Regions from separate parts of the Homo sapiens genome. Here region 2 is linked to region 1. The links are chromatin loops, found by intact Hi-C in ENCODE. Cell type or tissue: B cell. All regions are shown on one strand. Region 1 overlaps PDHX (pyruvate dehydrogenase complex component X). Region 2 overlaps SLC1A2 (solute carrier family 1 member 2).

Region 1 (5,000 bases):
AAATATTAAATAGGTAAAAAATAATGCAAACTACTAAATACAACCATAATGTTTTGTCTATAAAATGCTGGAGAACTAAATTCTTGAGTGAACTAAAATTAGGGAAGTGCACTTGGAAAACACACATACACACATACTCTCTTACACACAGGAAAACTTATAACATTAGTGATGCATCTCCAAATCCAAACCATAACAATCCTACACTTAATTGCAAGAATTCTTAAAACGTGCATAAAGCTTAACACACTGAATGCATTTGGAGATAACAGAATGAGCTTTCTAATCCTCTACACTATGTGGTGTGTCTACTGCCTTTTTCTTTTTTACATGGCTTGATGAAAAAATCAAAAACAGTTGCTTAAAGAATGTACTGTCAGCCTGAGCCTCAGCATTTATTTTGTTAAGCTCAGAATAACAAACTCACTTGTTCTGGGGAAAAAAAAAAAAAAGGAGGGGGGTGGGCAAAAAAAAACTCTTATCTTTTAAATAGCACCACGGTAAGAGGCCAGCCTCTTTTCGAAAACAAAGGCTTAAAAAAAAAAAAGTCCCAATGTGTTCTTTCTATCAAAAAGTTCAAGCCAGGCATTATGAACAGAATATTTCATAAATATATACATATTACATTTATATATCAAAGAGTTCCATTTCAAAGAAGCAACTAAATGGACCTCAATGCTTCTATAGCCAGATTCCAATTTACGACAAATACTAACTTAATTCTCTTAAAGTCTCTCTCCAATATTTGTATGCTTTGGTTCCAGTTGTCACGACACAATTCACATTTATTTTATGATTCTATCTCCTGCTATAATCTCTCACCTAAGAGACCTTCACATTTCCATTACTCTTGACATTAAGGACTATATTATGAAACCTCTGCATTTATTATTATCTTTCAAGTTACCACATCAAGAACCTCAAAAATTTTCATATTTTAAAAATAAAAAGAACATAATCGTTCCTTAGTCACCCTTCATGAAATGAATTGAAATTGCTTATCTGAATTATGATAATACAAAAATTCTGTAGTAGATCATTATCTTTACTCTGAAATGAAGGTGACAAAAACCAAAGAAAGATATTTTGGACATCTCCATTATTCAATACTATCTCTTGATAGATTACACTCGCTTATTACGGAGAGTTAAATGTGCAATATATTTTGTAGTTATTCTAACTAATCTATCCTCAGGCTTTCATGCTAGAAAAATCATTTCATAAGCATTAATGTGTTAATAAAAGTACATATTTCATTCTAGCATACCCTCTTTTGATTAGAACACTATATGGTATCTTTTCCAGACGTATTTTTCTGATGGGAAAGTAATTACACAATCGTAAGATAAACTTGAAGTGACAGGCCTGCACATAATTAATATCTGCCCTTTATGGCTGCTGTCAACTCTACTAAGATAGTGTAGACTTTTCTAGACTCCTTGGAATGGAATTTTATCCTTTACCTAATATTAATTAATTTGCATTTGAACTTATATGCAGACTCCCTCCTTATTCCAGTAAGCTGTACATTCTACCATTCTCTTGTCAAATTAAGAAGGCCTTAAGATATGCACCAATTACGTTTCCTAGTATTAGTTTCCCACAACTACAGGTAAGTAGTTTGCTGCACTCATTACACAAGTTTTTCAATTAGTATTCACAAAGTTCTCAAAATTTAGTTAAAATTTAACGTTTTGTAGTCACTTCAGTGTTCTGCTCCTTCTTATAAAGCTAGCAAATTATATCTAATTGGCTTGTGAAGTCTACCCTTCCACAGCAGTTACAAAACATTTTTAAAAATTTTTAAATGACTATTGTAATGTATGTGGTCCAGTACTTTATATTTAAACTTGCTGATTTTAAAAGTAAAGTCTCATGACTCATAACTATTTTACTCTTTTTTTACATCAACAGAATGACACAATACATTAAAATTTTTTGCTTAGCTTATTGCTGTTTTCCCTGCCATTTCTGCTACATGAGCAATTTACCAATCACTGAATTTTACAGTAATCCCTCTAAGCAATTCCTGTATTTCCTCAAATGGGCTCTTCCAATTTTTCTACAGCATAATTCTGACTTCAATTTCAAATATGGTACACTAATCTAATTCTAGTTTCTTCTTCCCTAAAGTATTTCTTTTATCCTAAGAACAAAATGCTCATACTTCAGCAAACTCAATTATATCAAAGCTTTAAATTGATGATTGATTCATGAATGCTAAAAGGTCTCTAGATTAAAAAAAAAATTTAATACAAGCAAACTCTTAAAATACAAATGCAGAACAAACTGCTTTATGGTTAATATGAAGCAGATTTAAGCTCCATTACTCTGACTAAAGTAATTAAGGGAATTCAGCAGTTTACATATGGTACAGCTTAAACATCATGCTCTAGTTCATTTATAGGCTCTAGTTCATTTATAATCCAAGCATGCAAAAATCATGAAATGAAGATAGACCAAATGAAAAAGTAAATTATCCAGTACTTTCTTAGTGTGGCTCCCTGTCTCTAACATTAATTTGCTTCTTCTCTAATAGGGAGAGAGACTGTTCATTTAATCACTTCTCATTCCAATGTCAGAACACACTAAATAAAACGGAGCCTTCAAAATTGCTGTTCAAATGAAACAATTCTGCCATCTGCAGGCTGGATGAAATAAGGCAGAATAAAGTAAAAGTAATTTAAAAATCAGCACTAGGCACAGAGTAATATTAACACTTGGAATAAAGGCAGTTATAGTATTTTTTGTTTTAAAGGATCGTTTGTCATATAAGTCTTCTTTGTTCAAATAGTTATTTTGGTGTGGTACTGGAGTAAAAATAGACTGAAAATGTCAATGGACCACAACAGAAAATGAATGCACAACAGTTTGTGTGAAAACAGCATTTACAGGTCTTGGCATGCTAACAAACATAAAAAAGATAACCCATAAGCAATATATAGGTTGAGTATGCCTTATCAGAAATGTTTGGGACTATAAGAGTTCTTAATTTCAGATTTTTTCAGATTTTGGAATATTTGCATTCATTATTCTTACTGGTTGAGCATCCCTAATCTCAAAGTCCAAAATCCCAAATGCTACAATGAACATTCCTTTGAGCATCACCTCTGAGCATCATGTCAGTGCTCAAAAAGCTTTGGATGTCAGATTTTCAGATTAGAGATGCTCAAACCTGTATATGGCATCATCCAATTACTACCTGCCCAGCTTGTACACATACAAAGATTGAAATGAAATACTCCAAAATGACAATAGTAGTCATTCTAGCTAGTGATATTACTATAAGGGCTTTTTATTTCTTTTATTTCTGATAACCTACATTTTCATACATGTCTACAATAAATTTATCCAATCTTACTTCCTCTTTCAAACTTAACTAACACTAAGTTTAAAAATGTGCTGTTTGCTTTTGTTAATTTTAAGCAGAAACCCACAAGGACACAGAGAAAAGGAATAACAGCATACAATTTTGGAAGCAGAAAAGTAAATAGATACGTAATAATCAATTAAAGAGACCCTAGAAAGCTGTATCCTAAGCCAGGGAGGATTTGGGTGGCTGCTGTTTGAAAAGTAGCTAGATACCTGGATCCCCTCTCTTAATCCAGTGGTAGGTAACAACCCTACCCTCATTCAACAGAAGACTGAAGCTTGTTTTCTCTGCAGAGGGCAAAAAGAAGAGCTTGAAGTTCAATCTACATAGCTGAGGATATATAAAAACTGCAAAAATAAGTTAAGTGAGAAAGTATCTGATGTGGCTGACATTACAGAAAACTGTGTGGAGAAGCTATTACATACCGTGAGATAAATTAGAAATTATCACAGAAAAAACTAACTAAAAATTTAAAGGGCAGCAATAACTGCAGCAAAAAGAAAGCTAACAAACAAAATATGGGACAATCCTCAATTGTGCATAATATTTGTTTAATGTAAACACTGAATATTTGACCAAGAATTACAAAATAATTTCACTGGGGAGGGAAAACAGAGGGCGGCACTGACCGGCAGTCATCCACAGAAAACGGCTAAAATAGAAACAGAGAGATGGGCAAATGCCAGAAGAAAGTTAAGAGACAAAACTAGTTACTTCTAAGGAAGACTGGGAAAGTTGGGTGAGATGGGGCAGAGATCCACTGTACTGTTACAAGCCTTTCAGTACTATTTAAACTATATGCATGTACTATTGTGCTAAATGAAATATTTTATTATTTAAATATTTAATTTAAAAAAACTCAAGGAGAAGCAGAATACCACAGTGATTTAGAGAATAGGTACTGGAATCAAACTGCCTAGGCTCTAATTTCAGATCCACCACCTACAAGTTATTTATTCTATCTATGTCTGTTTCCTCTTCTCTAAAATGGTGCCATAAATAGATTTTTGTAAAGAAATAAGGTAGGCCGGGAGCAGTGGCTCATGCCTGTAATCCCAGCACTTTGGGAGGCTGAGGCGGGTGGATCACATTAGGTCAGAAGTTCAAGACCAGCCTGGACAACATGGTGAAAGCCCGTCTTTACTAAAAATACAAAAATTAGGCTTGGTGGCACATGCCTATAGTCCCAGCTACTTGGGAGGCCTGAAACCGGGAGGCAGAGGTTGCAGTGAGCCGAGACCGCCCCACTGCACTCCAGTCTGGGCGACAGAGTAAGGCTCCATCTAAAAAAATAGAAAGAAAGAAAGAAGGTAACACATGGGACTTGGCAAAGAATAAGTCTCAAAAATGTTAGTTATTTATTTTTGATGGGCAGCATAGAAACAATTAAGAGGGTATATTCTGGAGGCATCCAGATAGCTGGCTAGATGTATCACAATATCCTATTACATTGTAAGATGTCACAATATTGTAGAATATCACAGTTCCTTCTTGGAGTAATGAGAGATGCATTCACAGGTTCCTTTCACCTTCCCAGCCTAAACTTGAAGGTTCCCTTTTTACTCTCTCCTTTACCTTATTCAGCAGTGTTCTCATGACTAAAGTACACTAATTCTTGATCTCTATT
Region 2 (5,000 bases), 490 kb before region 1:
AATAGATATTAGTAGAGCTATGAGAAAACCATTTCATGTTTACTAAGACAGTCGCTTGTGAGTAATTGAAAGCTTAATTCTCAGGAAATAATTTCTAAATCCAGATGAAACTTGTGAGGCAGAAACTCCATGTTATTAAAAACCAAAAGACAAATCTGTTCATCAGTATCAATGGCCACTTCTTTTCCTCTTCCATGCAACACAATTAGGTGTTTTGTGTCTCCTTTGGCTTTGGCTTTAAAGGATGTGTCAGACAAGGAAAAGTCCTTAAGTGATGATGCTTCAGCTGCAAAAAACGAGCAATATATTTAACAGCTAAGTGTGAGATTTCTGGGTCAGTGTGCCATAAATCCTACAGTTCCAGAATTGCAAAGCTTTTTCATGATTTGAAGCTCAACACAGAGTGATTTCAATGTAAATCCTCCCCTCCCTGCCCTCCTCCATGGCTGTGTCACACAATGCCCTGATGTCTGGTTTCCCCCCTTTTAAAGGCAAACTGAATTGTTTCTCATATTGAATTTTTCTCCCATTGGACTGGCTTGCCTCTTGGCATGAGCTGAAACTATTCTTCATTTCAGTCGCCTGCTACAATTATTTTAATCTACTAAAACACTGATAGTATTAAATCTTCTAGGAATAGTAGGCAGAAGCATTATTCTGAAGATAAAATTTTAGTTTTGCTTGCATTTAAAGAACTTGTCTTCGCAGTCTGAAGAAACATCTAACAAACACCAGACACTGCCTTGCTTGCAGCTTTTGATTTCATGCCCTTAACAGCTTGTTGGGGGCCAGGCAGGATGCTTCATAGAAAGGGTTTTAGAATCCAGATTATGGCAAATCTCTTTATTTACCACGATCATGAGCTTGCTCTCTCCTCCCTCTGCCCGCCCCTCACCCCGCAACTCTCCAAGTGCCAACTCCTTGGAACGAATTAATTAAAGGAATGTTTAAAAATATCTCTTTGCTCCATCTTCAAGTGCTCCATCATTGACTGGAGGCAGATGGGCCACATATTTGTCGGTAGAATAGAAAAGGACTAGCATCTCATTATAAATCTGTCTGGTTGGCTTTAAATGATGTCAGAAAAGACAATGGGCCCGCAGTATTAAAGGAGAATGAAAGGAAGATCTTTAAAATTTTAAAAAGAAGACCCATTTTCTTAGTGCTCTGGTTTTTCTTTTAAAAAGTATTGTTTCTCAATGGTGTTGATATTTATTTATTTTTCATTCATGTATTTAATGTCTCACTTAGATAAACAGATATGACCACTGTTGGCTGAACTGCTGTTTGGTGTTTTTGGCAATCTCGACAGTTGCTTTAGAATATGGACTCACTGAGCAAGAATTGTCCTTTGAAAATGGAATGAAGGGAATGAACTCGATTTGATGGCTAGACTTGATCTGTGTCAATCCTGGTCTCTAGGATAGATGATGGCAATGTTAAAGACCTTGAATGATGTTTGGGGTCAAGGAGGGAGATGCTGTCCCCATGCCCCCCTCTATTTTAGAGGCTTCACTTAAATCACTGAGAGTACTTTCTTCTCTTACGTTTGGTCAGGAGGGCCATCTGTCACTTGCTGTTTGTAATCTGGCACAGGACTTTCTGTCATGTGGTTCTGCCATCCCAAGTTCCCAGCCACTGTGCTGTCAGGATCACAGAGCTGGTGACGAAGTTGGAAGTGAATCTGAGACCTGTCTGCCTCCCGCTTTGCCTTTTTCCCAGCACTGGACATGAGGTACTGGGTGCCTGTGGACTGTATGTGGCCCATGGGTATATTCTTATAGGCTCACAGAGGATTTTGAACATGTTTTAATTGTTCACCTATACTTACTTTTACCTTAAAAAAAATCCTGATTCTGGCTTCTCTTAAAAATTGGGAGATCTGATGACAAAGAACCTTCCCTTTTATCTTGGTACCATTTATTGAGTGATTATATCCCAGTTGGCTTTAAACAGTTTAATGTGTATCAATTTATTTAATCCCCACAACAATATGATGCAGCAGGAGTGACTCTTAGCCTCATTTTACAGGTATAGAAACTGAGGCACAGAAAGAGTAGGTGAATTGCCCAAGATTTTACAGCCAGTGAGTGGCAAAGCTAGGCTTTCAAACCAAGCATCCTGGCTCTGGGATCCATGCCTGTAGTTACTAGGCCATACCTCTTAGTCCAGCAGGGCAGGGGTTAACTGGGGCTGAGGAATGGCCATCTCCTGAGATAGGGCATATGCCTTTCAGGTTGGGCACAGTCTGTTCTGAGACTACTTTTCTCATGTTACCTGCCTGACCCCTTACCTTTCCAAGGAAGTTATTGAGAGATTGAAAGCGTGCGTACCATTCTCTTGGTATACACCATTGCCTAGTGGTTTTGGATTTGAAGAATTATTCAAAATCTCATTTCTATGTAAAAAAAAAGATCTTTCAAGCTACCTTTCCCCCCACCCCCCAAAGCACTTCTTGTTATTTTCTTTAACTTTGGTCTGGGTTGTACATAATGGAGAGGTCTTTTGTAATTATTGGTTTGGTAGTCAGGAAGCCAATAGCGTTGTCTGGTCTAGAGGCAGTGCTTTGAAAGAGCCCAGGGCATGACCACATGGGTCCCAACCTTTGGGATATTGAATTGAGCCTTGGGTATGTGCTTTGTAGTGGCAAATGTAGCTGAGCTTATAGCAGGCCCTGGAATTTATGTTTTCTTTTGCAGCCTTCAGGTGTGGCTGTTTAGGGTTGCGACTTAACTTACGCTCTTTACTGAAACAGCGACTGGTCTTGTCCCTCTAGGAGTGGGGCTGATATTTATTTCATAGCAGATGCAAACAGTGATGAGCTAAGGATGCCTTTTGAATTGAGGAAGAAATCTTTCAGAGGCGTATTTCTGTGTTTTAAAGAGTGGGACAGTTTGCTCATCACCCAACAGATGGCAGTAAATGTCAGCACTTTGTCCACACTGGTGGTCTGACTCCCTTTGGAAGCCCTTCAATCCTTAGGGAATCCCAATTCCCATGGCATTTCATTCTCTTTTGATTATAAAAGCTTTCTCCACCAAGTATAGAATTTGGTAAGAGTGAGGCAATTGACATATATCTACAGTGTTCCATATCACCATAAACAAATATAAATAGGATCAGCCAAGCTTATGTGGCTATATATATATGACTTCATTTCATCCTTGAAAATCCCCTAGGGAATATTATCTCATTTTAGAGATGAAAAAACTGGAACTTAGAGAAGTTTTGATTTTATGCTGTTACTGAGTTTTTAGGTTTTTTTTGTCATCTAATTGTACTGTGTTTTGTATTATCCATATTTTGCAATTAATCCACATTTCCTTAAAATTTCATGGATCCTTCCTTTGCTTTTTATTTTTGTTTTGTTTTTTTTTTTTGCTCCAGTAAGTGTCTTCAATAATTTCATTCAAAGAAAGCAAGATAACCTAGTGTCTCTGAAGAAAAAATAATGTAAGAATCTTAAATTCTTAAAGAATCTTAAAGAATTTAAGAGGCAATGCCTTAAGAAGGACAGCAACTATTACAGAAAGAAGTTATTCTTTGAGTGGAGATGTGCCATTCAAAAGAAAATGTCACCATAAAAAAGTGAGAATAAGTTTAGTTAATTGAAAATGATTGTCAAACCTATTTGTAGATGTCAAACAAGATAATTTCAAATGGAAGAAGTAGTAGTACATGAAGGGAGATAGGTAAAAGAAAACAGAGAAAAGAAGAAAATCATTCTTCTCTCTTAGATATCATGGAAAGCTAACTGCTGCAGATTGTGTTTAATCTCAATCTTTACTTAAAAGGACAGTTGGGCTGGGCATAGTGGTGTGCACCTGTAGTCCTAGCTATTCGGGAGGCTGAGGCGAGAGGATCTCTTGAGCGTGGGAGTTGGGGGCTGCAGTGAGCTAGCTATAACAATGCCTGTGAATAACCACTGCACTCCAACCTGGGCAACATAGCAAGATCCTGTCTCTAAAAAAATTAATTAAGAAAGAACAGTTGGAATCTGATAGATTTCTTAGGAAAGTGGATGGACATCAACATGAACAAAACCCAATTAAACAAACTTGTTCAAGAGTGAAATGGATGGTTATCAACCAACAACACACATCTCAGACATTCTAAAGTGGCTGATGGTACCTGGGGAATTGGTTCAGCTATCATTTTTTCTATTTATATGCAACATATGGTCTAGAAAAGGTGTGAAGAATAAATATTGGGCTAATTTCTAAGAATAGATTAGAGAGTAATGGAATTATAGACTGAATCTATTTTCCCAGGATTTTTCTGGAACTCAATCCCATCAATCAGCAGATATTTATAAAATCATCATAGAATCTTAGCATTTGAAGGATTATTGATTTTTAGGTCATAATTAATTGCTAACATTTCAAATGTAGAACTCATTATCTATTAGTCTGAGAGCATTGAACTTTAGATTCTTTTCACAGGTATTGATACACTGGGGTTGAGGTGTCATTGGTTGGTCCCAGGAAGCAGATTCTGAGATGGAGACTTGTGTGCATGGAATTTATTGGGAGGAGCTTTCAGCGTAAATCCTTATGAAGGAATGAGGGAAGCCAGGGTAGGCAGAGGGAGAGGTTGAAACAGTCGCACCAAAGCCTGCCCACCCACAAGGAGCTCTGGAACAGGGATGGCCCTTCAGAATGATCCTGAATTGAGGAAAGAGATTTGGCCTTTCTACTCCTGCATTAACCAGCCATTGAATGGGGCTGTGCTGGAACGGGACATGGCCCTCGGTACAGGGCAAGGCTTGGGGTTGGGGGGAATATAGTTAAGAGCTGTCACTTATCAACATGCCCAGCAGCTGGGCAAATGAATCATTCAGTCCTGAATGTGGGGGGAAAGGGATCTGGGTAGCATGTCACAGCATCCACCACTGTTTCCAAATTCAAATGTTAGAAAGATAATAAAATAATGAGTCTGGTTGCTTGTGATCAGAATATCCAGGCGTCCACAAAGCTATCATCTGTAATAAAATGCTATAC

What was found. Peaks named below come from ENCODE experiments on the same cell type or tissue, not always from the same donor. Only the 100,000 strongest peaks of a DNase experiment are listed, where the experiment ranks them.
Region 2: a loop joins it to region 1, with 5 times the contacts of the local background. A loop is called at or near these places in 6 of 110 quality-filtered maps.

The regions. Positions count from the first base shown.
Region 1 is chr11:34,923,919-34,928,918 of GRCh38, reverse strand. The region is part of intron 1 of PDHX (pyruvate dehydrogenase complex component X); the gene reads right to left. Among named protein-coding and RNA genes, the nearest start is that of PDHX, 9.8 kb to the right of the region's middle. In B cell, CTCF peaks have their summits at 2,628 (motif pointing left) and 2,639 (motif pointing left); a DNase peak (open chromatin) is centred at 2,628; H3K27ac peaks cover 506 bases.
Region 2 is chr11:35,410,423-35,415,422 of GRCh38, reverse strand. The region is part of intron 1 of SLC1A2 (solute carrier family 1 member 2); the gene reads left to right. Among named protein-coding and RNA genes, the nearest start is that of SLC1A2-AS2, 6.1 kb to the left of the region's middle. In B cell, a CTCF peak has its summit at 2,978; no DNase peak of the experiment used is centred here.